Linked DNA regions of Mus musculus: regions 2 and 3 are each linked to region 1. A link is a loop called in an ENCODE intact Hi-C map of the cell type or tissue named here. Cell type or tissue: left cerebral cortex. All regions are shown on one strand.

Evidence for each region. Hi-C counts contacts between places; a loop is a spot of excess contacts. Peaks named below come from ENCODE experiments on the same cell type or tissue, not always from the same donor. Only the 100,000 strongest peaks of a DNase experiment are listed, where the experiment ranks them.
Region 2: a loop joins it to region 1, with 12 times the contacts of the local background. A loop is called at or near these places in 17 of 42 quality-filtered maps.
Region 3: it touches region 1 in a loop (3-fold over the local background); 5 of 42 quality-filtered maps call a loop at or near these places.

What each region holds. Positions count from the first base shown.
Region 1 is chr2:78,044,912-78,052,911 of GRCm38, reverse strand. It overlaps Gm52519 (a long non-coding RNA gene), which reads left to right and starts at 928. Exons shown (of 3, transcript XR_003953861.1): 1 at 928-1,232; 2 at 1,532-1,831; 3 at 5,012-5,201. 4930440I19Rik (RIKEN cDNA 4930440I19 gene) reads right to left here and starts at 1,735. Exons shown (of 7, transcript NR_108098.1): 1 at 1,574-1,735. In left cerebral cortex, CTCF peaks have their summits at 3,478 (motif pointing left) and 4,394 (motif pointing left); DNase peaks (open chromatin) are centred at 3,487, 4,064, 4,307 and 4,592; H3K4me3 peaks cover 1,136 bases; H3K27ac peaks cover 991 bases.
Region 2 is chr2:79,496,124-79,504,123 of GRCm38, reverse strand. No RefSeq gene overlaps it. Among named protein-coding and RNA genes, the nearest start is that of Neurod1, 43 kb to the right of the region's middle. In left cerebral cortex, a CTCF peak has its summit at 4,633 (motif pointing right); a DNase peak (open chromatin) is centred at 4,636.
Region 3 is chr2:79,770,469-79,778,468 of GRCm38, reverse strand. All of the region lies in intron 4 of Ppp1r1c (protein phosphatase 1, regulatory inhibitor subunit 1C), which reads right to left. Among named protein-coding and RNA genes, the nearest start is that of Ppp1r1c, 67 kb to the right of the region's middle. In left cerebral cortex, CTCF peaks have their summits at 473 (motif pointing right) and 3,808 (motif pointing right); a DNase peak (open chromatin) is centred at 3,810.

The DNA of each region.
Region 1 (8,000 bases):
TGATGTCGTACAGGTTCGTTTTGTGGCAACTTGACACAAGCTAGAGTCATCAGAGAGGAGGGAGCCTCAATTGAGAAATGCCTTCATAGTATCTGGCTGTAGACAAGTCTACGGAGCATTTTCTGATTTAGTGATTTCTGGGGAAGGGACAAGCCCACTATGGGTGGTGCCATCCCTGGGCTGGTGATCCTGGGCTGGTTCTATGAGAAAGCAGGCTGTGTATATAAAAGAGTAAAAGTACAGAGTTTCTCGTGTAGTCCTGGTTGTCCTGAAACTCTGTCTGGGGGTTTGGGGGGAGAGAAAGGAAGGGAGGGAGGGAGGAAGGGAGGAAGGGAGGAAGGAAAAGAAGAAAGAACAGAAAAATAAGGAAAAAGAAAAGAAAAAAGCAAGAAGAAAAGTTTATTGCTTATAATCACAAAATGACTTTAGTAGTAAGATGTATTCTAATTTGACAGATTTTTGAAGAAATGTCTATCAGAATTCACTACTCACTTTTTAATATTTAGAAGTTATAATTGTAGGAACAAAATATTCCCTTTTTGCCAAGGAAAAGAAACAACAGTGGTATGATACCTTTTTTGAATAAGCCACTGCTGTGCGTGGATATTCTTGTAACTACGCAGATTATCAACTATTCTGAGTGGAAAAGAAGTGGGGAATGTACAGGGATATATAATTCTGGCTAGTATGAGCAATGTAGTTAGTCATGACCCAGAAGGGGAAATCCGCCCTAGAAGGAGGAGAAAGAACATTTTAGACAATAAGCTTTTGAAGGACATACTAAGCTTTGGAAACTGTTACCTTGGAATAATGAAAGTCCTCTTAAACTCATAGGGTCATTGATTTTTCTCAAATTAATTTTATTAGAAATCTGAATTCTCACAAAGTCTGATGAAAATATTTACCAACATCATCCTTTATCTTCAGGGTTTCGTGCTGTGCTCTAATGGTAACCAGAAAATGGGATTCTGAGAACCGTTTTGACAAATAGCAGCTACATCACAAAGCATGAGTAAGCCACATTTCAAATGGAGGAGGGTTTAATGGCCTAATAACCAAGACGTGAGAGAAAGCAGCTAACAGGAAGACAGAAGTCACTCTTACGGTCGCAAGAACACAAACCAACATCTTCCAAAGCGAGAACTGTAAACGCTGAGAAGTCACGAAGTCATTCCATTCTATGAGGAACGGTGTCATGCACCCTTTGATTTAGTAACGAAGCTATGAAAAAGGTAGAACTGCTAACCGCATGTATCTGCAGTAGCTCCTTTTCTGTAATGGAGGATCCATTTTGAAAAGAGAGTGTTGGTAGATGTGAGATTTAAAAAACATTATTCATCCCTTTGTCACAGCAGGATGACTAAGCCTGCTGCCACCAAGAGTTGTCTCAGTATTCCCTGATGAAGGCTCTTTAATAGGATGAACTGAACACCACTACTTAGCTATTTTCACAAACCAACAAGAGAGCATAGGAGAGCCTCTGAGAAGCAAGGTTTTGCTTTGTATTGATTGAATATGTTTATGTTTGCAGACAGAAACGTACTGCTGCAGTGCCATAGGTGGAGAGACTCACCAATTAAGTGGCGAATTGACTCCAATACGGATCGGACGCCTCCGTTTCCCAGTCACGGGTGCTTGACAACACTCAGGATCTGTGCGTGCTCTTTTGAACCTAAACTAAATCCAAACAGAAATCCCAAAAGCTTGCACCTTCCTTAATACAGCTGGTTTGAGTGACATGAGGTCGCTCAACTTTGTCATAAACCCCCGCTGCCTTGGCCACGCCCACAGAAAAGAAGCCTCTGGAATCTAGGAAGTCGCGTGAGACAACGTGAGACACCATAGCCACTCCGTAGCTTTTGCTGTTCTCTATGACGTACCATTTAAAGGGGGGGGGGGGGGAGTCGGCAAGAATTTTGTAGGATAGGAGCATAAACTCAACAAATGAACCAAGTTAAACTGTCCATGGTTGGGCCCTAGCCAACTGTAATGTCAAACTGAAGGAGAAAGGCCCTTTGGCTCCCAATCCTTACTACACATTTCTTTCCTCCATCCTCTTTCTTTGGGCTTTCCAGCGCAAGCCTCTCAGTTTCCTTGGCTAATCTGCACTTATAGGGAAACTTGGTATGCTTTATGATGCAAGGGTTTAACAAGTTGCTTCTTACAGTAATATTTACATTTCAAGAAGTGATACTTGGACGAGCCTTGAGAGAGGACCAGAAGCTGGAGTTCCTGCGGGGTTGAACCCCGTCCGTGGGTGTCGAGAATTCAGCCTAGCATCATGTGTCCTTTCACACAACGGTTCAGCATATTTCATGTTTTATATGTTACAACTATGTTTCCTTCCAGGCTGCCTTTTTCTGTGGGAACATATATGGTTTTCTAGAACAAATATTTTTTAAAATTCGCATTCTAGGTTTCAAAACCTGGTTTAGTACAAAAAAAAAAAAAAAAAAAAAAAAATCTTTCCTTACAGAAAAATTTCAAACTCTGCTGAAAGACTTCAGGGTTGTCCAGGCAAACGTTTTCACTCTGCCTGATCAATATGAACAACTCCCCTCGCATCAGCACTAAGCTAAATGTTTTGCTGTCGTAGTAGCCTTTAAACTAGGGCATATAGCTGAAGGACCCCTGAGAGCATACAGCCAAAGGTATGGTCTTTGTACTTTAGAACAGAATAGTGTGGTTTCAGTCAGAATATCCCTCCAGGAAGTAGAAATATCTTCAATTTTGGGTTTGTGTTCTTAGCTTCAAGGGGAAAAAAAGGGGAAATAAAAGAAAAAGGGAGGAAGGAAGAAGTAGTTGGGGGAAGGGTGTGGGCACTTTCCATCATATGACAAACCCTGCCCATTGTTAATAACAGAACTGACCATGACAACATATTCTATCAAATTTATACTACGATATGAGACAGCAACCAGTTTCTCATTGAGGCCACATTGTCAGTGCATTTAACTCCAATGCATGTGGGTAAAATGGTCTCCAGAGCTTCCTGCCACTGGAATCACCTGGGAAGATTTAATCTCACCGATGCCCAGGGACTGCCTCTGTAGCCTCTGGGCATCAGAAGATGTCAACATTACTCCATGTGATTCCTGTGTGTGGGTACATTGCTCATCAAAGGACAGAAGACAGACATATTCCAGATACCTGTTTGAACTGGTTGACTGAGCCAGCTTCATTGGGTATTTAACCAATGTTCGCCTTTGTAGCTTCCCTACATCCCACATTCTGTGAAACGGAGGCAGAAGTGGCTCACAGTCTTACAGAGCAGCCTTCTGACCCATTAATCAGTAGGTTGTTCCCCTCTCTTTTTCCCTCTGTGGGCTCTGACTCATGCTGCAGTAGAGAAAAAGACAAACAGCCTAGTCAATAAATGACTACTGCTGTTGGATTGCCTTTCTTTGACTACAGTGAACAAGCCAGAAAGTGCCTTTCAGTAATACAGGAGCCGCTTAGGAACCAGGCTGCCACCTGGCGGCTTTCCTGAGCATTTCACTCTTCCTTCCAAAAGAAACGGGAATGACTAATCACAGCCTCCTCCTCATTTACACACTAGACACGGGCTCAAGGAGTCCTCTGCAATGGAGGCTGTGCTTCGAGGTGACACTCAGAATAAAACGGCAGAGGCAGCCCTTTCAAGAGGACAAGGAGGGCACACTGGCGTTCAAATACCCCACCCACCTGTTCACCTTTGAGGCTGTTCTTTGAGGGCTTTCAAGAGCGATGTCAGGTCAAACAGGAGGATAGGGATGGTTTGTGAAGAGCCCGAAGACCTTGTTTATGGTTTCTGAACATCAGGTCTACCTCGAAGCCTGGTGAAACTGCAGGTTGCAGTGGTCCAGCCCCAGAATTTCCAATTCAGGGGGCTTGGGAAGAATGTGAGGTTCTAAGGAATCTCAAATGATGCTGCTAGTCCAGAAATTGCACTTTGAAAGCCGCTGGATAAATCACCACTGATGAGTTAGCTGGCAATGGTCAGCAATCGGCTGAGGGCGTCAGCTTCCTTCGTCAGCACACAGGACTAGGAAGAAAAGGCATGCACGGGGCCTCTCACTCAGTTCAAAGATATTGTCTCTGTGGGGTCTCCCCTACATGTCCATGGAGAAGCGTAAGGGTATCAAAAATGTCAGGTAGAAATTGGCTAGGATCAGAAGTGGATAAAATGTCTCTTGGCTGTTTTGCCTAGAGTCCTCTGGGCTCTCTTGGGAAACATTGGGTAATCTTTTCCCTAAATACTACATCATCCCAATCCATTAGTTCAGCAGGAAGCAGACCTGCTTGACAAGCCAAAATAACATGCTGAGATGGATTTCAAAATGAAGATTTTATGGAGATATATACTATGACCGAAGAAAAACTAAGTCGTTTCCATTCTAATAGCGCCATCTAGTGGGAATTCGAGGATATTTGTTTTGCTCTATCTCAGTCAAAAATGGAAGTGGTTTACATATTTTGTGGCAACAAAGGGGTCCCTATCATTTGCTACTTTGGGTGTAAGACAGGAGAGCAGTAAGCAAAGCCAGAAGATTATGACTGTGTGAAAGAAGTTCTTTCAGCCACCCACATTTTCTACGAAATAAAGCCAAATCATCAGCTGAGGAACGTGGACAGACGTATGTTCACAAAGGCTTCTCACAAGTCACGTATCAAAAACAGTCAAAGCAGAGCAGTCACGTCACAGCACAAGGCATGGTGCTGGGTGTGTACAATACAGCTTCAAACCCCTAAGTACCACTAATCCATAATTAGATGAAGATACAGGGCCAGCTAACTCATATTCTGCATGAGTATACTAGTGATCAATGAACCGTACAGTTAGTTATACATGGTTGAATAAATCGAATTCTGTACTCTCTACTCTAGATTCCAGAAAAGGAAAACAGAAGGTGAAGGCAGAAATGCTAAGCCTAATTCTAAGAAGAAATCAAAAGGGGGATAATTGAGGATAGATAAAACAAAAATCCTATGTCCCTGGCCCATGAATGCTAACCAGAGAACTCTGTTGCAGATGATCTGATGGTTTAAATGTAACCATCTGTTGTAGTTAACCTTGACTGTCAACTCGATGGGATGGAGAATCATCACGGCATTTCTGTGGGGGAGTTTCTACATCAAGTTCACTGAAGTGGGGAGACCCACCCTAAACACAGGCAGCACCGTGACATGGGCTGGGGTGTAAAACTACATAAAAGGAAAGCCAACTAAACAGACAGCACTCATCCCTCTCTGCCTGGTACTGAGGATACACAGTGGCCAGCTAACCTATACTCCAGCCACCAACACCTCCTGCCCTGATGGACTAGACCCTCACACTGCAGCCCCAAATAAACCTTCTCTTAAGTTGCTCCTGTCATTTTTTTTCCCTGTAGCAACAAATAGAAGAGCTACCCTTCTGGCTGAGCCATGGGAACTTAGTAGAATGTTAATCAGAAATAATTTAAATTTTCTAATTACTTGATTGTTGAATTTGTGCTTTTCCATGCACAGCAGGCAGATGCGATGGGCATCTGATAATTTGTCAGATGGGTACCAATCTTATAGTCGTAGTCCAAGCATGTGACACGGGTGATGTAAGAGATCTGGCCTGCCCCTCTTCCTCTACTCCAAAAATCATGTAGTCTGGTTGCACAGTATGCATTTAGAATCTCTAATCAGAAAATCAGGAGTTTAAAACATCCCAAAAGCCTTTTTGTTTCTAAACATAGCCAACAAGATGCCAAAGGTAGTAGATTGAATGCTTGATCTATTACAGCAGGTGAAAATGCAGTTATGATGCGCACTAAATATGTGAAATTACCTTCAAGCCGTGTGTGTGTGTGTGTGTGTGTGTGTGTGTGTGTGTGTGTGTGTGCAATATAAACTAATTTTGTTTTTGAAAATGATTCTCATCTTTAAGATGCCTCATTGTATACATGCAGATAATCCCTAATCTGAAAAAAATAATCTGCAACTCTTCTAGTCTCAAGTGTGACAGCTAAAGGGAGAGTCAACTTCTGCTCCTATCTCCATCCTCAGCAAAAATTTAGTTCCCTTAGTCAGTGGAGGTGGAGTTGAGGGGAAAGGACAAAACAAGCATTTTACCTGACTTCTTTTTGTCCTAGAATCTTCTGTTGGCTGTTGTCATTGGTGTGCACAACACCAACTACCTGCAGTTTCCCTTCAGGTAGCAAGTGTCCAGAATATATCAGTTCAGAGGGCCCTGGATGATCTCACTTACATGGTAGACCCAACCGCAGCCATCTTCTCCCTACATCAACTTCCTCTGCTGGCTTCTTTCTATAGTTATCCCTGTAGCCACTGAACTGACTCTGGGGTAACAGATGGAGAGACAGTGAGGGCTTGAAACACTTGGTACATTCTTGGACTTCTGAGTACAGAGTAGACTGTTTAGCAGTTGACTTCTCCCTTTGTTATCCCTGTATAAACAACCACTGCTTTACTCATAGAGAAATTGACTTAGTAGACATACAGCTAGGAAATAACTCATTACTTTCTTTCTTAAGCCTTGGCAGTCTAATGGAAATATGACAGCCTATCACCCTGTGAGTCCCACATTCTCCCATTCTTCTTTTCATCTCCTCTTTACCCTACCCTAAATCTACCAAGTAGGAGAATAGAAACCTCACACTGAGGGCAGCAGGAAGTCAGGACTGTCATTAGCCTTGAAGGACAAGAATTACTTGGTGGAAGCTGGACCAAAGGCACAGTCGAGTTGGCGAGAGTGGGAGCTGACGCAGCAGAAGAGATGTAGTTCCTGTCACCAAAGCCACAATGAGGTAGAAACACATCACTGCCCTTGTGACCTCCAGTCTTCCTAATATTTTCTGTCGTGGACCCAAAGGAGCAGGGAGCTGACATGGAAAACCTAAAATGCCTGAAGTCTTTATCAACTCTATGGTACATGGGATGGAGAGTCAGCAGGGCTGGAGACAGATCCAGGTAGTGAGAACAGAAAACTGGGGGGGGGGGGGGGAGAAGAAGAAGAAGAGGAGGAGGAGGAGGAGGAGGGAGGGAGGGAGGGAGGGAGAGAGGGAGAGAGGGAGAGAGGGAAGAGAGAGAAACAGACAAACAAACAATGGCTGACAGTCTGCCCTTTGTGCCCTAAGCACTAGCCATCTGTGGTCTTTATCTTCATTCGGAGTGGAATGAAAAGAGACCAACATACTTGTTTGTTTTCACCTCTGTGTACTCATCTGGATGTTCAGCTCAGGGAGAAAAATACCATAAAATAAAAATTACAAGAGGTGATTATTGTAAAAGAAGAGCTTCACAAAAGTAGGGTAAACTTTAAAATGGAGTTGCCTGTGCTGGAGCTCCGCAGTAACAACTACAGCTAAGTTGTCTTTGACCTTCAGGAACAAGAGGTAGCAAGCACATTTTCTAAACTGGCCAATTTCAATTAACATGATAATGAACTTCCCTCTGCTTTAGTCTTCACCAAAAAAGAAAAGAAAAAATCAAAATGCCCTTGGGGAAGCCTGATTTTGACCAATCAATTATTTTCTCGGGGTTTTTTTTCACTTCCTGTCCCCGCCTTACAAGAGAAATAATTTTTAAATGACCAATTTGGTGTTTCTTGTCTGCCTTTTGTCTTCCAGCTTTGTCTCCATCTATAAAACTAACCTCTGCTAGACTCAGTGTAAAACTTACTCATTTATAGAATGAAGTATTGCCTGATTCTAGAATCTCAAAGCCAATCAAGGACTTTACATACATTGCAGTGTGTGTGTGTGTGTGTGTGTGTGTGTGTGTGTGTGTGTGTGTGTGTGATCTCTATCAACATCCTGACATATGAGATTTGGTACCCAGTTTTCTGCTGTGTTAATCATTTCTGATAGTCACTTGTCCCTACAGTTTGACACTAAACTATAACATATTTTTTAAATATGTACTGTTGATAAAATTTTACCTAGTCCATTATTTCCTATTCAACTGAGATTTAAATATGTGCAGGATTTTTTTAAATTGTATTTAAGAATGTATATGTAATTCTATAG
Region 2 (8,000 bases), 1.5 Mb before region 1:
GCCCAGCTAAGTCTCCTTTTTAAATCCTTTACTCTGGGATGGCCTCATAACTCCTGCCAATACAGTGGTTCTCAACCTACCCAAAGTTGCAACATTTTAATAAAGTTCCTCATGTTGTGATGACCCCCAACTATAAAATTACTTTTCTTGCTACCTCTAACTGCAATTTTTCTACTGTTATGAACTGTAGTGTAAATATCTGTGTTTTCCAATGGTCTTACATGACCACTGTGAAAAGGTCTTTCAATACCCCCAAAGGGACCATGACCCATAGGCTGAAAAACACTGGGGTGATAGAATGTATCAAACAGGATGCCAAGCCCATTCTAGTCCCACATTTATTTTGCTACGCCACAGGATGACTCTGCTTTATTGCAGGCCACCACCCTGTTCTTTTAAAATGGCTATAATGAAATGTCCTAGAAGGACAATCAGAGAGGGTCTGTAGGGCTCTGAATGAAGCCTTCTTGACCTTTCCAGCCACATCATCAGAGACATGCACTAATAGTGATCAGAAAAGAATGCCATCCAGGCAACGTATAGACTCTTGAGCAATGGCCAGTTAATCTTAAGCTTTGCATTGTGGGATTTGTTACATAAGACTGCCTTATGAATTAGCATACACACCAATATTTCCAGCAATGCACTCAAACACTATCTCAAATGAGCATGCAGAGAATCTCAAGTGTGAAAAGAAACCACTGGAGCCCAGAGATTCTGATGCCTGTGAGTGTCAAACCCATCTGAATCTTTGTCACTTGCTGTTTCTATAATCTCGGGTAGCTCAAACCTTTCTTGAAGTTTAGGAGTTTGGTTATTTGCTACAGTATCTCACTCTGTAGCTCCTGCTGCCTTGAACCCACTATGATCTTTCATCAGCCTCCCAGTACTGGGCTTATATCAATTACGCATGCATTCAGTTTTTTAATATCCTAAATAAAGTGGGCAGTATGTATCAATCTTTCAGCATGCCTTTTCATGCAAATTAAGAGCTCAGTGCTAGTTATTATTACAGCAAATCTATCATGGGAGGGTTTGCTGAAAAAGATGGATTTTTATTTGCTTAAAAGTTAATACACACATCTTTATTCTGTAGTTATGAGAGGCAGTACAATTATCCCCAGATTTCCAGATGCGACTCCATTTTCTCTTGTTCCGATGGAGTAGGAATTTGTATTGGTTTACAGGGAGGAAAAAAAAACAGTATAGTTGTTTTGTATAACAGTGCCTGAGGCACAGGCTGTGTTGTGTTTCAACACCTGTATCTTTTCTCTTGAGCATACAGATAGATGTGGGCAAAGCTGTAAGATTAGTTTCTGACTGGTAAAACCTCTGACAAATAGTAAGCACTTGCAGTTCTGGGACCTATAGAAAACTGTTACCTCCAACATCACAGGTCATCGCCTTTTCTGCCTGTCTGGAGTAGACATGCTTTCAAGATGGCCCGTGGGATCTGCACGGGGAAGATCCATAAGTCAAAACCAGAGAGGCTTAACCAGTGCTCTGCAACATGACTGGGAAAGACTTACTATGTGTGATGTCGCTTGTGTCTCAGCATGTGCAAAATGATAGCATCGAGCATCATTAGAACGGACAGACTTTCAGTGGTAATCTGTGATATCCAGAAACACTATCTTGTTAGTTTTCCACCCCAGCCATGGATCTTTTCCAACAAAGGAATCTTACCTTTCATTTGATTCTTTAGCCCCTTCCTTACATCGGCGAGTTCTTTTTCCTTCCAATTTATTTCTATTGAGGCCACCAAATTAGGACCATCTTTCCTTAAGTGCCATAGAGTTTTCCAGCTCTTCTGTGAGCTTCTTCAGCTACACAGGAGAAACTTGCTCCTCCATTCCATTCTTACTGCTGTTTCCAAACACAAAGTCTAACCCCGAATCAGGGTCTCTGGGTGTCAGTAGTATCTAAGCCTCTTTAAAGTGATATATAATTTAGGATGATTAAAAATAAATTCTTTTTAGCATTAAAAACATCATTCATTAATTATATACAAAGAGCCCTGTGCTTTACACAAACAAAAACTTCAAACTTATAACAAACCTAGGCCAGGAGTATTGTTAGAATCTCCACTGTGTAGATGAGGAACCGAGAGTTAGAGAATTTGGCAACCTGGCTAAAGTCACACAAGAACTATAAAGTCTAAATCTAGACCTTATTATCTTCTTTTTACCTTCCATAGCTGCTCAACCTATGGCTGAAGGCATCTGTCTTATTATGTCATGCATAAAAATGTATGAAATGTATGCAAAAAGGCATTTGACACATTCCTTTTAGAAGCCACTGATTATAAGAAAGAAACCTTTTCACCTTTCAAAAAACTGATATTGGAAATTTAATCTAAGGACTCACACACAGGCAAGGCAAGCACTTTGCCAACTGAATTGGAGCCTTTTAAAATTTTAAATTTATTTTTCGTGTGTGTGTGTGTGTGTGTGTGTGTGTGTGTGTATTTCACACAATAGACCTGAACTGGTGAACAGTATTCAATTACATGGAAAGCATTAGCCTAGAGCTATTAGTATTTTTTTTTCTGTTCTTGTTGAGGGACCGTTCTTGGTCCTTGGTCAGTTAGCAATGAAATATCCTGGTTCATCAATTCCAAGAAAGGAGCTGTAGAACCCTGGTGGTCACTTTGCCATTTTCAGTGTAACTTATCTACTAGATTTTGATCCAGTGGTGACAATATTCTATGATTTGTCCATTGGAAAGCCCCCCCCCCTCTGCAAAGTTACCTCTTTGACAGCAATAATTTCATGTATCATTTAAAAAGACATTTCAGAAAATGTCCTCATAAGGTGCGAAGGCACCAAGTGCTTACTAATGCCAGGCATGGAACTGATGAGTCTGTACAACTTCTTTGGTCATGCCCAGTAACCATGTAACTGGAAATTTTTTGTCTCTACTTTTAAAAATGAGGAAATCAAAACAAAAACACTAAGCTCAGATCTGAATATTTACTTTCATATGCAGGGAATATTTCTATATTGCTTGTGGTTGCGGTGGCTATTTGTGAACTCACTTGAGAAATCAATGTATAGTTACTTGGTCTTCAAGGAGCAAAAGTTTTCCTAGAATAAGAAACACTCAACTCAATTTTAACAAACGACAAAATGAGTTCATAAGCAAAGTAGTGATGGCATCTAATCACTTAAAACACAGTTTTCACTAGAGCATGTAAAATGTTAAGACTAGTGTAGTGATCTCCATAAATTATGAGCAGTCTAAAAAAATCCAATAAAGGGAAACTTTATAAAAAGGTCTTTGCTCCGAAGACTAAGACTAACTATAAGAAACAGGTCAAAAGATCAAGAGCTGCTGAGTTACAGACATAAGATCAGAGTCCTGTGAATCTTCAGACTATAGCATGTTGTCAAGAGGGAGGCAGGATGACCAGGTGCAGGTAGAGTCAGCCCAGAATGCCCAGTGTGCTAGTGTACGCTGGTACAGCATATCATTGTGCTGGGGAAGGCCCCACAAGGGCCAGCGTGACCTCCATATGATAACATTCTCTGATCACCATTGAACATGTGCTGACTGTCATCAAGAATAAGTGGGAAGCATAAAATAACGACTGCTTGAACAGTGTGAAATATGTTTCTGTCCCTTTTTTAGTGTTCTAAGCATGTGTTGTTTGCTCCATCTGCAGAGACTATGGCTTTTCATCTCTTGACTTGATTCAGAACAGACTGTGATGAGGCAAGGGCAGTTCCTCTAGTTGTGCAAATAGCAGTCTTTTGGAATTCCGGCCTCTTGAAGGTTCCTACTCTCTCAAATCTCTAGACATTCATTCTGAATTCTACATGGCGGGGAATTGTCCCAGGTTGTCTGCTGCCCTCAACTTCAGTCCTTCTGCTGAGGTTATTAGGTTGCCTTTGACTGAGGCTTAATTTCAGGACTGGGCCACAAGGGAGGCCTTCCATCTAAGAAGCAGGGGGAAGATTTCATCAAGATAGTAAATTCTAAAGAGATAATTTGGGGGTTAGAACTTACCTATCTGGATTCAGCATATGAGACCATAGCCAAATGATCGTGTTCCTAAAGTGTTATTTTCCTCGTGTGGCTAGCCCTTGGTGTAATAGTGATTTCTTATTCACAGCCTTTCAGTCTTCAGGTCGAGCTTGGATACATTTATGAGATTACATCTTCTAAGCCAAAGTTTCGAGTGACTTCTTTTCTAACGTTTATATTCCAGCATTTGAAAATCACGAGTTAGATTCTCCCTGGCTCCTATTTAAACCAGAGCAAAACTCCTGCAAGCAAAGCCAGAAGGTGCATAGAGGATGAGCAAGAAGGCAGAAACCCTGCAGCCACACTGCCTTAATTTCCTCTTGCAGTTTTTTTTTTTTTTCCCCAAGACCAAAACCTGTTTTTCAGAGTGCAGACACTAAACTAGAATGATTATTTTGAAGGCAAATCTGCTTCCATTTTTTTTCCTGTTTTCTGTGTTAAGATTCAGTTCTTGTGAGACAAAGGCTCGGTTCGCACAACTTGACTTTGGAGAAACACTGCTCTCAGCTTAATGACTGAACAAGATGGAGTCAGAGTTGCTGGATGGAAAGTTCCAGTGTAAACCGCACAGTCAGCTTGGCTTAGGAGGCTTTGCCAAACTGTCCCGAAGATGGCGCCACGTGCTCAGCTTTAGAAAAGCCCGCATCTTTCAGGCTGGTGTGTGAAATCGCCAAGCTCAGAAAAGGAACACAGATCTGCAGGGACTGTGGCTTAGAAATAATATTCCTCGTTTAAAGTGTGAAGATTAAACAAATTCACCTAAGGAATAATATATGATTGGATTATGTCTCTATTTTTTTTTCATTTGGTGGACAGTGCAGAAGAAGAAAATGCAGAAAAAAAATTCTTCTTTGAGTTAAATTGATGCTGGGCTGGCTCCAAGAGACCCAAGACATCTCTGACCTTGTTATTCATGCTGGGTTCAGTGTCAGTGGCATGACCATGGATCAAGTGGAGTGAGCCAGAATGAAATGATGAATGAAATCTTCAGTCTTCTAACCTCTCCCATCATGATGCCACATCCAGTCAACCTAAATATCTCCGGTGTGTCCACACCTTTCCATTACCATAGTGACTAGTGCTGCTGCCTGCCCCCTGGACCACTACCGGATGGTGATAACTGCTCCACTTATGCAGCATCCTTCTCTCCAAGGGCTCTCCAGTCTCCATCAAGAGTGATCTTCCAGAAATATAGACCTGATCATTCATTCATCTCCCTGTTGGTCATCCCTGGCTCTCCAGTACTTTCAGGTAGATCCAAACTCTTAAGTAACCTACAACACCTTTTGCAATATACCTGCTCCCCGTTTCCTAAGCTTCAAATTGCCACCCCATTCCTCTTGTTCTCTCCCTTAATCATGAACCTGCTTGTCAACCCCTAGTGTGTTTTAACGCACCCGCCTCTGCTTTAGCAATAGCTGCAGCTCACGGCTGTCCTAGTGACAGACAGTACCTAGTCTCTATTTACCCTGCTCATGGGTGTGATTCCATCTCAACATGAACATTGTTCCACTCTGTAAAACCCCTAGAGTGTATTAGATCCCCAATCTGTGACTTCAAAGAACCCTGTACTTTCTTTTTTAAAATAATTATTCCAAATAATTACTTGCTATTTTTCTTCTGATATATCATAATTTCTATAGCAATTAGAAATGTTGTACACCTTTTTTTCCTAATTATAATTTTATTTATTTATTGTCTTAAAGTTTCTATCACAGAAATGAAACACCACGGCCAAAAGCAAGTTGGGAGGAAAGGGTTTATTGGACTTATACTTTTTTTCTAACGTTTATATTCCAGCATTTAAAAATCACATGAGTTAGATTCTCCCTGGCTCCTATTTAAACCAGAGGACAGGAAGTCAAACAGGACAGGAACCTGGAGGCAGAAGTTGATGCAGAGGCAACGGAGGGGTTCTGCTTACTGGCTTACTCCTCATGGCTTGCTCAGTCTGATTGCTTATAGAACCCAGGACCACCAGCCTAGGGATAGCACCACTCACCATGGCCTGGGCCAACCCAACCCTGCCCTCATGAATCACTAAGAAAATATCTTACACTGGGCTCTTATGGAGAGAGGCATTTTCTCATTGGAGGTTCCGATATCTCAGCCTGTGTCAAGTTGACAGAAGACTAGCCAGCACATCTTCTTATTTGTGTGTGGGCTTATGCTTGAGTGCTAGTCAGAGGTCATGTGCAAGTCAGAGATATTTTTGAGGGAATTTGTTTTCTCTTTCTACCCTGTAGGATCTAGAGATCAAACTTAGGTTATTCAGCTTGTGAGCAAATGCCTTTACCCACCAAGGCTTCTCACTGACCCACAATATTCTTTTTGTTGTTTTGTTTGTTTGCTTGCTTGCTTTTGATTTTCAAGACAGGGACTTAATCCTAGCTCAGGCTAGCGTAGCACTGACTAGATTGATCCAAAACTGTCTTTGACTTCAAAAAGCTGAGCTTACAGGTGTGGTCCAACATGTCTGGCTGCAATGTATGTACAATGACCTTGTATCACCTTGTTCCTGGAATTCTTCCTGCACATTTCCCACATCTCTCACTACAACCTCACTGCTCATGCCTCTAATTGCTTCCTCTAGCTTCTCCATGAACTTGCCAGCCACAGTCCTGCCCAAAGGCCTTTGCCTTGCTAAGTCTCATTAGAAAGCACCTCCTCCAGCCTTCTGCGTGATCCCACCCTCACCTGCTTCAAATTCTCTATCTGATTATCATTTTCTCAGTAGACTTTTCTTTCTGACCATCTCATCTAGATGTCTCTGTCAATTCCTATCACACTCCCTGCTTATATTTTCCTCCTTAGTTCTTAGGATATATAATATTATTTTTTTTACTATTATTGATCCCGGATGTTGTTCAGCAAAAACAGGGCAAAATCCTTCTTCATTGCAACACTGCTGTCTCTACAGTAGCACAGAGAAGTTCTGTGGAACTCTTATTCTACCCCCAGCCTGCTGACATCATAGACTTCTTCTATTGTTTATTTTATATTTTTGCAAGAATATCACTAAATCATTCTGACTAATAGCTGCAGAGAAATCACATACTCCTGGGAAGTGTTTTCTTTTCTTCACTAATTTCCTGTTTCTAGAGCTCATCTGTCTTTGGGGAGTGGGAGAGAAGGAAGGCTTGGAGAAATCAGAACTAAAAATAATTCTCCCATGAAAATTCCGAAGCATAAATTCCCGAGCATCTATGAATTTCTTTTGCTTCCAAAAATAGAATTTCCTGAAAACTAAGAGATTACTTGATTTGATGTCAAAGCTATGAGTTCTATTTAAAAAACCTCATCCCTTGGCCAGATCCTAGAGCTATGGTCTTTTAGTACTCGATCAAACACTCAGAAAGACTTGGACTCCCTAGTCATTTATGCCAAAGCTAGTGTGGTTGCCTCTCAGTACATTTAGCTGTATCATTTGGGTGGAAATGTGAGCCCTCCCAAGCCAAACCAGGCACACAGAGCCTCATCTCCTAATGTGGGGATGACAAAGAAGAATCGGACTAAACAACTGCAGATGGGAATGTAAGGCTCTGAAGCTGAAAGCCTACACTGTCAACACCAGGGAAAACAAGACTCAGTGCACAACGTGTAATGTTCACCCATGACTAATGACTTATCATAGATGTTTGGCTCAACTTTCATTTCCAGAGGTGTAAGATGACGAAGCAGACATCAAAATCCTTATTTTCAAAGGAGCATCCTCCTGCAACTATAATTACACACAATAACAACATGGATGTGTAAAATATTTTACAGGGAAAAGTTAAGAATTGCCATATATCAGGTGAAGTGAAAGTGAAATATTTATATTTAAATTTGTATTCTTTTTAACTAATACACAAGAAGATAAAATTTGTAGGCACTATTAAGTGTCACATGGTGTTTTGATACCTATATTTATTGTATAATTTTACATCAGGAAAACATCTCTATTATATCATATAATTATGAGTTATTTGTGG
Region 3 (8,000 bases), 1.7 Mb before region 1:
ACACATGAGTATATATTATAAATAGAGAACTAGGTAGCTTTATTTCCTGGAACAAAGAGAGGGCCAGGGCCAGGGAGAGGTACTAACCACTGTTTGTTGTATATTAGAATGAATCTTCTCTCGCTCTTCTTCATCCATCATCCCTGCCGTCTGATCGAGGCTCCCAGAATCTCAAGCATAATAGATGCTTTATATCCTGAGTATGTCCCTAATAGCAGCATCCAGACTTCACAAGAGGCTATCCAAATGGTTTATGCATTTTACAGAGCTGCATCATGTAACTCTGTACTATGATAGAGTGCACACTCTTGTCAAAAGAATTAGAAGGCCACACACATATTTACCTAAAACCCAACGTGTGTGTTTGCATTTGTGTGTGTGTGTGTGTGATACACTCAGCCACACCTTAATGAGCACTATGCACTATTAATTCTCACATTCCATTTTTTCCCAGTTTTGTAATGTGAACACTAGAGGGAGCCATAACCAGAAAGTACACACGTGCCTTTCATTTTCCTCAACTGCATACACTTAAGTGTTTCAAACCAAATTCTGGATCTAAAACCTTACAGTTTTGCTAAAAATTAAACAGGATCTAGAAATATAGTTTAAATAAAATGATCCATCAAAAGCCATAAGCCAAATAGAATTTTAGAGAACTCTTGTCAAGGATCTAGAAATATAGTTTAAATAAAATGATCCATCAAAAGCCATAAGCCAAATAGAATTTTAGAGAACTCTTGTCAATGTGCAGTATGACCCTAAAATGTTGTAGTAAGTGTCATCCACGTGTTGAAGGAGTACTGTGTAGATGCAGTTTGCACATCACCTCCTTACTGAACACTTGTGCTACCTCTTATGGCCATTGTGAAGACCTTCCCTTGCCTCTTCCATTCTCCAGTGGAATATATTCAGTATTTTTCATCAAATCATGAGAATTATATTAAATTATCTGAATTAAAGGAAATATAATTTATCCATATTCCTGACATATTAAACTTGTTTGGTATGTGTATAGTGTGTGTGTGTGTGTGTGTGTGTGTGTGTGTGTGTGTATTGGTCAGCTGGGCCACTGTTGAGGGAGGCCCAAGCTAGAACAGTATTAAGAATACAACAAGCTGTATTAAGGGTACTTTCTCAAGGATCAAGTGGGTATGACAGGCAGGTGGATTACTGTCAAGCAGGAGCCATCAAGTCTTGCTTGGATGTAACAACAAACAAGGAGTAATTAAAACGATGTTGAGGATTTGGATCTGGGCACATGGAGAACAGTGGGAGCCTTCACAACACCTGGAAGACTCAACAGTTCTTTCATGGATTGAAAATGAAATCTTAGATGGCCAGACTTTGAGATGCAGTCAAATGTTAAGCAGGTTTATTGAGCAAGCGCGCGCACACACACACACACACACACACACACACACACACACTGAGACTGAACATCAGGAATTAGTCATAAGCAGAATAAGAAAATCGGCAAAGAGTCTGGAGAGCTGGCTCAGTAGTTAAGAGTGTATATTGCTTCTCCAGAGAGCCAAGTTCAGTTCCTAGCATGCATGTCATGTGATTCCAGCGGCAGAGGGGTTGGGATCATCTGCAGGGACTACCTGGGCACCTAGGTTTCAGATTTTAAGCCTCCTGAAGTATAAGGAAAAAAAAGTTGCCTTTTAAGTCCTGGGTTGGTGACAATTCTCAATGCAACCCTAGGAAGCTCATACCAAGTTTTCATTTTTTGTAGATGAATCATAAATATCAGGGCAGTGAAACCAGACAGGGCATCCAACAGCATTCTCAAGGTCAGAGAATTAAATGGTGCTGGAACTCAAACAGAGATTGTCCGGCTTTAGCTTTTTAGACTTAGCCCCTACCTATACTGTCTCTATTATGATTTCTTTTAATTGCCTGATAATAAAGAGTGACATAACACGTGTTGGGGAACTAGAGAGCACCAAGGCACCTTGTCCCTCTAAACACATACAATGTCAAGTTCAAACCACTTCGATAATAAAACCACGGTGTATTATCTTGATAAAACCTAATATAACAAAACCAACGTTTTCTCTCTAAGTAGCAACAGAGAGCTAACAGAGACACGGGTCTATTTGGAATAATTCTGTGGGAGATACTGTTTATCCATCTTCTTTTATGGTTTTATTTAAGGGTTGGGGCCTGATAATTCTTGTGGAGAGCCGTGAGCAATCGCCATTACAAGATGGCGCTGGCTTCCTCAGTGCCTAACTAGTAAACAAGCAATGTGCGCAGGTGCTGAGGTAAATTCGTGCCAAGTCACTGCCCATCTCAGGACGTAGCAGTAGGGTGATGAGTGAGCAGCTAATCAGGAGCTGACACGTCACAAGGAGGGGTACCTAAGCAGCTCCTTTTTCCGGGATCGGGGTCTTCCTGAGAAGTAAGCAATAAAGCTTTGCCGTAGAAGGATCTGGTTGTCCGAGTGTGTTTTGCTGGCGAAACGTTACAAGGACAAATTCTGCATGTAGGGGTTACTCTAATTTGAATCTTTTAATTTTCAAGATTGATTTTTATGTGTATGGGTGTTGTATCTGCATTTGTATCTGTGCACAACATGTGTGCCGCGCCTGCAGAAGCTGGAATGCATTGGAGTCCCTAGAACTGAAGTTGCAGAAGGCTGTGAACTGCCCCATGGGTCTTGGGAATCAAACCCAGGTCCTATGGAAAAGCACCAGTGTTCTTTGTTTGTTTTGTTTTTTGTTTTTTGTTTTTTGAGACAGGGTTTCTCTGTATAGCCCTGGCTGTCCTGGAACTCACTTTGTAGACCAGGCTGGTCTCGAACTCAGAAGTCTGCCTGCCTCTGCCTCCCGAGTGCTGTGATTAAAGGTGTGCGACACCACCGCCTGGCTTCAGTGTTCTCGAGTCATGTCTCTAACACCCCACTCCCCAGATATTTTCTTTATACCAAAAATAAATAAATTTTGATTATGTAACGGGAGTAGTCACGTGCTGACTTTTTACAAGGAGTTTCTATGGGTGAGCGTGTTGCATGGCCATGCAGAGTGTTGGGCAGGAAATTAGCTTTCAGTCTGAGTCTCTGTGAAACCTAGTCTTCCCAGGAATGGTGGAAAGTGCAGTTAGCATGCCTATGCTGCTTGCCAGGTCTGCACTATTTTGTTAGTTCATTATGACTCCCTTTAAACTAGTTTCTCCTCGTTAAAGAAATAAATGAGAAACTTGGTTGGAGTTGGTGAGGGATATGTTGCTTAAAGATTACACATATTAGAACCGTCAAGGCTCAATTTTCTCTTACTCCATTCTCTTTTTGTGACCTTCGCAAGTGAAGACCACCATCATTGTCTTAAAGAAGAAATGAACAGGAAGTTAGTTAGTTTGAAAAAGACCATCCCAGGTTTGTGTGCTATTCCTTTGTACAGAATAAAGGTAGCTTCAGACTTGAGAATAATGCCCTAGTATGTGACAGTCCAGAGAGTTTCAAGGGTAAGAAGCTGATAGTGAAGCTGGCTTTGGTTAGGGTTAGTCAGGAAACAAACAAACAAACAAACAAAAACCATAAAAATAAATAACCTGCCTACCATGTCTAGACCCTGTTTGGGTTTTAGTTTCTAAGCAAAGCAATATCCAATCGGCATACAAAATAGTTGGAAGGTAAAAGATACAGAGAGAGTGTGTCTCACAATATAAGGACACCAAAACTAAAGAACTCCTTCTGCTGACTATTCATTTAGTGTAAGCCCATTTTGTGCTGAAAAGAATACATTTTGTTCTGATTTCTTAAGCACTACTTTCCAAGAGAACGTCTGAAATCTTAAGTACCAGCAGAGGGCGCTCTCCTCACAAGCTCTTCGTTCTTCACATGCTATGAGAACTTTGTGTAAAACCCTTCAGGTCTCATTGCCAGTGAATAAAACACAGAGTCGTGGCCCCTTGTTCCTGGAGTGTTTATATAAGAGACCAAAACATTCCCGGGAGATCTGTTGGCCAATTACCAGGGTGCAGAGGAACAGTATTCATCCAGCACACACTGGAACACACACTGGAGAGGCTCCAAGGGATCTGCTCAAGTTAATGAGTAATTATGCAATTATGTGAAAATATACACACACAAACACACACATATGTATATATATATATATATATATATATATATATATATATATATATATATATGTGTGTGTGTGTGTGTATATATATATATATTTATAATAAGTATATATGCACACATATAGATACATATATAAACTCAGGGATCAGAAAGGATTAAAATACCTGTCTATAAACTAGGAATGTGTATACAAAAAGCAAAGACCTCCAAAGATTCAACAAAATTACTTCATCCTAGTAAAATGAAAGTACACTTTTAGAGTTGACAACAGGCTCTGCAATATTTCCTTTTCCAATATTTCTAAAACTAAATTCAATCTATCGATAATTAAAACTGATGCTCATTAAAATCAAAACTTTTAGAGCTTTCTCCCTGTCAGCTTTGAGATCTGGGAACATGTATCTTAATTTTTAAAAAGTCACATAAGAACTTGAAACGTCCTGATACTCTAAAGCAGGCAGCCTGGGCCTGGAAAGGGGGATCAACCAATAAAATGATTGCCACACAAACGTAAGGATCTGAATTTCATTCTGAAAGACACACAAAAATATCCAGGAGTGGTGTACATGCCTGTAATCCCAGTGTTGAGGAGGAAGAGACAAGCTCGTTAGCTAGCTACTCTAGTTTCATCAGTAAGCCCCAGGCTAATAAGAAAATAAGGTACACAGAGACCTGATGGAGAAATACATTCTTAAGTTCATAGGTACACACACACACACACACACACACACACACACACACACGCACACACACTCACGCACAGTGGTATAATGTAAAGTCTACACTATCTAAACCTTGAAGCATTGCCTGACTTCAGTTGTTGTTGTTGTTGTTGTTGTTGTTGTTGTTGCAGCCATGAAATTTAATCTAGTTCTTACACACATAGGTTTCATTTCTGGCTTGACTTCAACTTAGAAGATTTTCTTAAGTTTACATTACGTCTAGGAAACAAAGCTCACATGTTAGGGCTTGAATCTGAAGCACCCCCCACAGGTTTACACGTTTAAACACTTGATTCCCAGCTGGTATTGATACTTTGGAAGGTGGCAGAATCTTTGGCTTGTGAGACCTGGCTGTCGGACACTAGGAGTGGGCTTAGAGGTTGTAGCTCAGTCCTGGTTTTGGTTCAGTATGTCCTTCCTTCCTTTCTTCCTCCCTCCCTCCCTCCCTCCCTCCCTCCCTCCCTCCCTCCCTCCCTCCCTCCCTCCCTCCCTCCCTCTCTCCCTTCCTTCCTTCCTGTCTATCTGTCAGTCTGTGTGCCACAGCAATAAGACCATCTGCAGCCAGTTCCTGCTATCATGGACAGAACCAGTCCGGCTGCCAGGTCTTGCTTGCTGAAGTGCATGGTACCCTCGAAACTACAAGCCACTAAGTTGTTTTTGCAAGGTATTTGGTCCTAACAATGAAAAAAAAATAACTAATATAGCAAGTAATTATGGAAGATTAATTAAATCATAACTAAAGGACCCTTTCTCTGCCACCTTTTAAGAAAATCCAAGAGAAAAGTGGTTTTTTGTTGTTTTCACAATTTTTTAGAATGAATAGCATTGGTACAAAGGAATCTATAGACATCCACTTTTTCTAATAGGCTAAGAACATTTGCCAAATGAATCTCTCTCCCACATCTCTTCATGTTAGTATTTACAGGTGTGTTTTTAAAGACCCGAGTTACCTAATAGCAGGGGAGGAAATGGAACGTTGAAGAAAATATCATAAGCAAGATGCTACAGGCACACAGAATTGTGAAAGATCAATAGAGAAATATTTTGAAAGAAATATTTCACAAGTGCTAATTAATTTATTGTGTAGAGGGGCAATTACCTAAGGGAATAGTGTTAGGACTAGAAGATGTGAGGTGACCTTATTAAACATCAGGACTCGAAGCATGAAAGAAAATCCGTGTTGGAAATTACAGATCCAAGATCCCTTCCTTCCAATTCCTTGCCGTGATTTTTACATATTGTGTGTTCAATAACATCAAAGGCATTAATAGGTACTATTATGATTTTGAGAGAAAAATTCAAAGCTGTGAGTGGTGGCATGTGCCTGAAACCCCAGCACTAGGGAAGCCATGACAGGAGGATAGCAAGTGCAACCTCGCTCTATAGCCAAGCTAGTCTTGGTAGGATGTAAATCAGTCAAGAAGAAAAGAACAGGGGAAAGATGGGAGGGAGGCACAAAAGAGAAGGGGGGGATATGATGTAAACAAATAGAAGGGGAAGGGACCTCTTATTCTGTTTTATCCTAGATCAAAATCCGTGATTTCTAGAAATTTTGGAGATGCTGGAAACTTTCTCCAAAGATTCACACCAATTCCCACAGAGGTAGACTTTGCAAGTCAAATAGCAATATAACAAATAATATAAATTAGAAACCTAAATTCATCTAAAAATGAAGTATGTTTTAAATTAAATTACAAAACATTGTGGCTGGGTATTTTGTTGTTGTTGTTGTCTATTCAAAAATGCTATTTTAATAAAATGTAACCACTATCCTGTTGTAATGTTCAAGACATGAAATATGTTTATTTTTCTAAGAACTGCTAGAAACTGAGACAAAACCCAGAATTTCTTTGTCACTAAATGAGCCTCAAAGGAAAACCTCTTGCATATTTGAAGCAGGGTGCCCAGACTGTGGTGTTTCACAGGCCTAATAGGTAACAAGAATTTAAAGCTGGGCGACATACTTTCCCCAGATGTGATGGCACAGAGCAGTTATTGTTGCTATACTAACTACGTTCTAGAGTACCTCATAAGAAAACCTAGCAATGTGGTTGTGTGTGGCAATAATAGTGGTTTAACTTGGCTGAAGATCCCCCCACTCTCAATGAAAAGCCATCTATGGCTTCAAGACTAATCCCTTGACAGTGCAAACCAGATGAACTTCTTTGTAAGGATCTTGATGTATCCACTCCTTCCTTTAAACTTCAGAGTGTTTAAGGAAAACTTCTGTGTGAAGGAAGTAAAGAAAAATGCAGGAAGATTTGGTGAGATTTTACCATGTTCCTGATGTCCCCAACCTGTTTAGAATACCAGGGTATGAACAGAACTGTAGGTGGCTTTTGCTTTCATTTCACATCTTAACCCAGTGTCTGCTGTAGAAGATCAAGAGAGGGTTGTGAAGCTTCCGGAAAGGCAGAACTCAAGGAGGGGCTGGAAGATGACTGGGAAGTTCAAAGTATGTCTTGCTTTTCTAGGGGGCCACAGTTTAGCTCCCAGTATCTATGAGGGGAAGCACACACACTGCACATGCACACACACACAAAGAAAATAAAAATCTCATTTAATAAAAGGAATGCAAGGACCTTGGAACTGTCTTTTATAGGAAGTTGGGCCACACATTGCATTTTAAAATCTGCAAAAGAAAAAAAAAAAGAAAGAGAAGAGAAGAGAAGAGAAGAGAAGAGAAGAGAGAGGGAGGGAAGAAAGGAGAGAGGGGAAGGAGGAGGGGGAGGGGGAAAGGGAGAGAGAAATTTCAAATATCTTGCTTTAAAAATATATAGTAAATAGTAAATATTGTGGATGCTTCTGCAAGTCTGGCCAGGTTTTCCTCACCAGACCCCGACTCTCACAGCTGCCCTGCTCATGTCCTGTTCTTTGTCCCCTAAACTGCCAGGGTCTGGGAGAACCAATAATCTTTCAAAAATTGTACATGAGGGCCGAGAAGGAGCTTTACTCCCAGAAAGAAAACGACAACAACCATTTCACGCTCTCAAAGACCTCTGTAACATTCTGGCTCCTGCTACATAGAAAGCCTAATTGTCTTTGAGTTGTTATCTCGGTGGAATATTTTGTTGAAAGTCAATGAAACCATTGAAGCTTGATTTTTGCAATGAGGTGGAACAATGCCACTCCAGAGTGGAGTACAAAGGCAGGCTTGGTTTACCTGCCAAGGGCAAACTAGTACA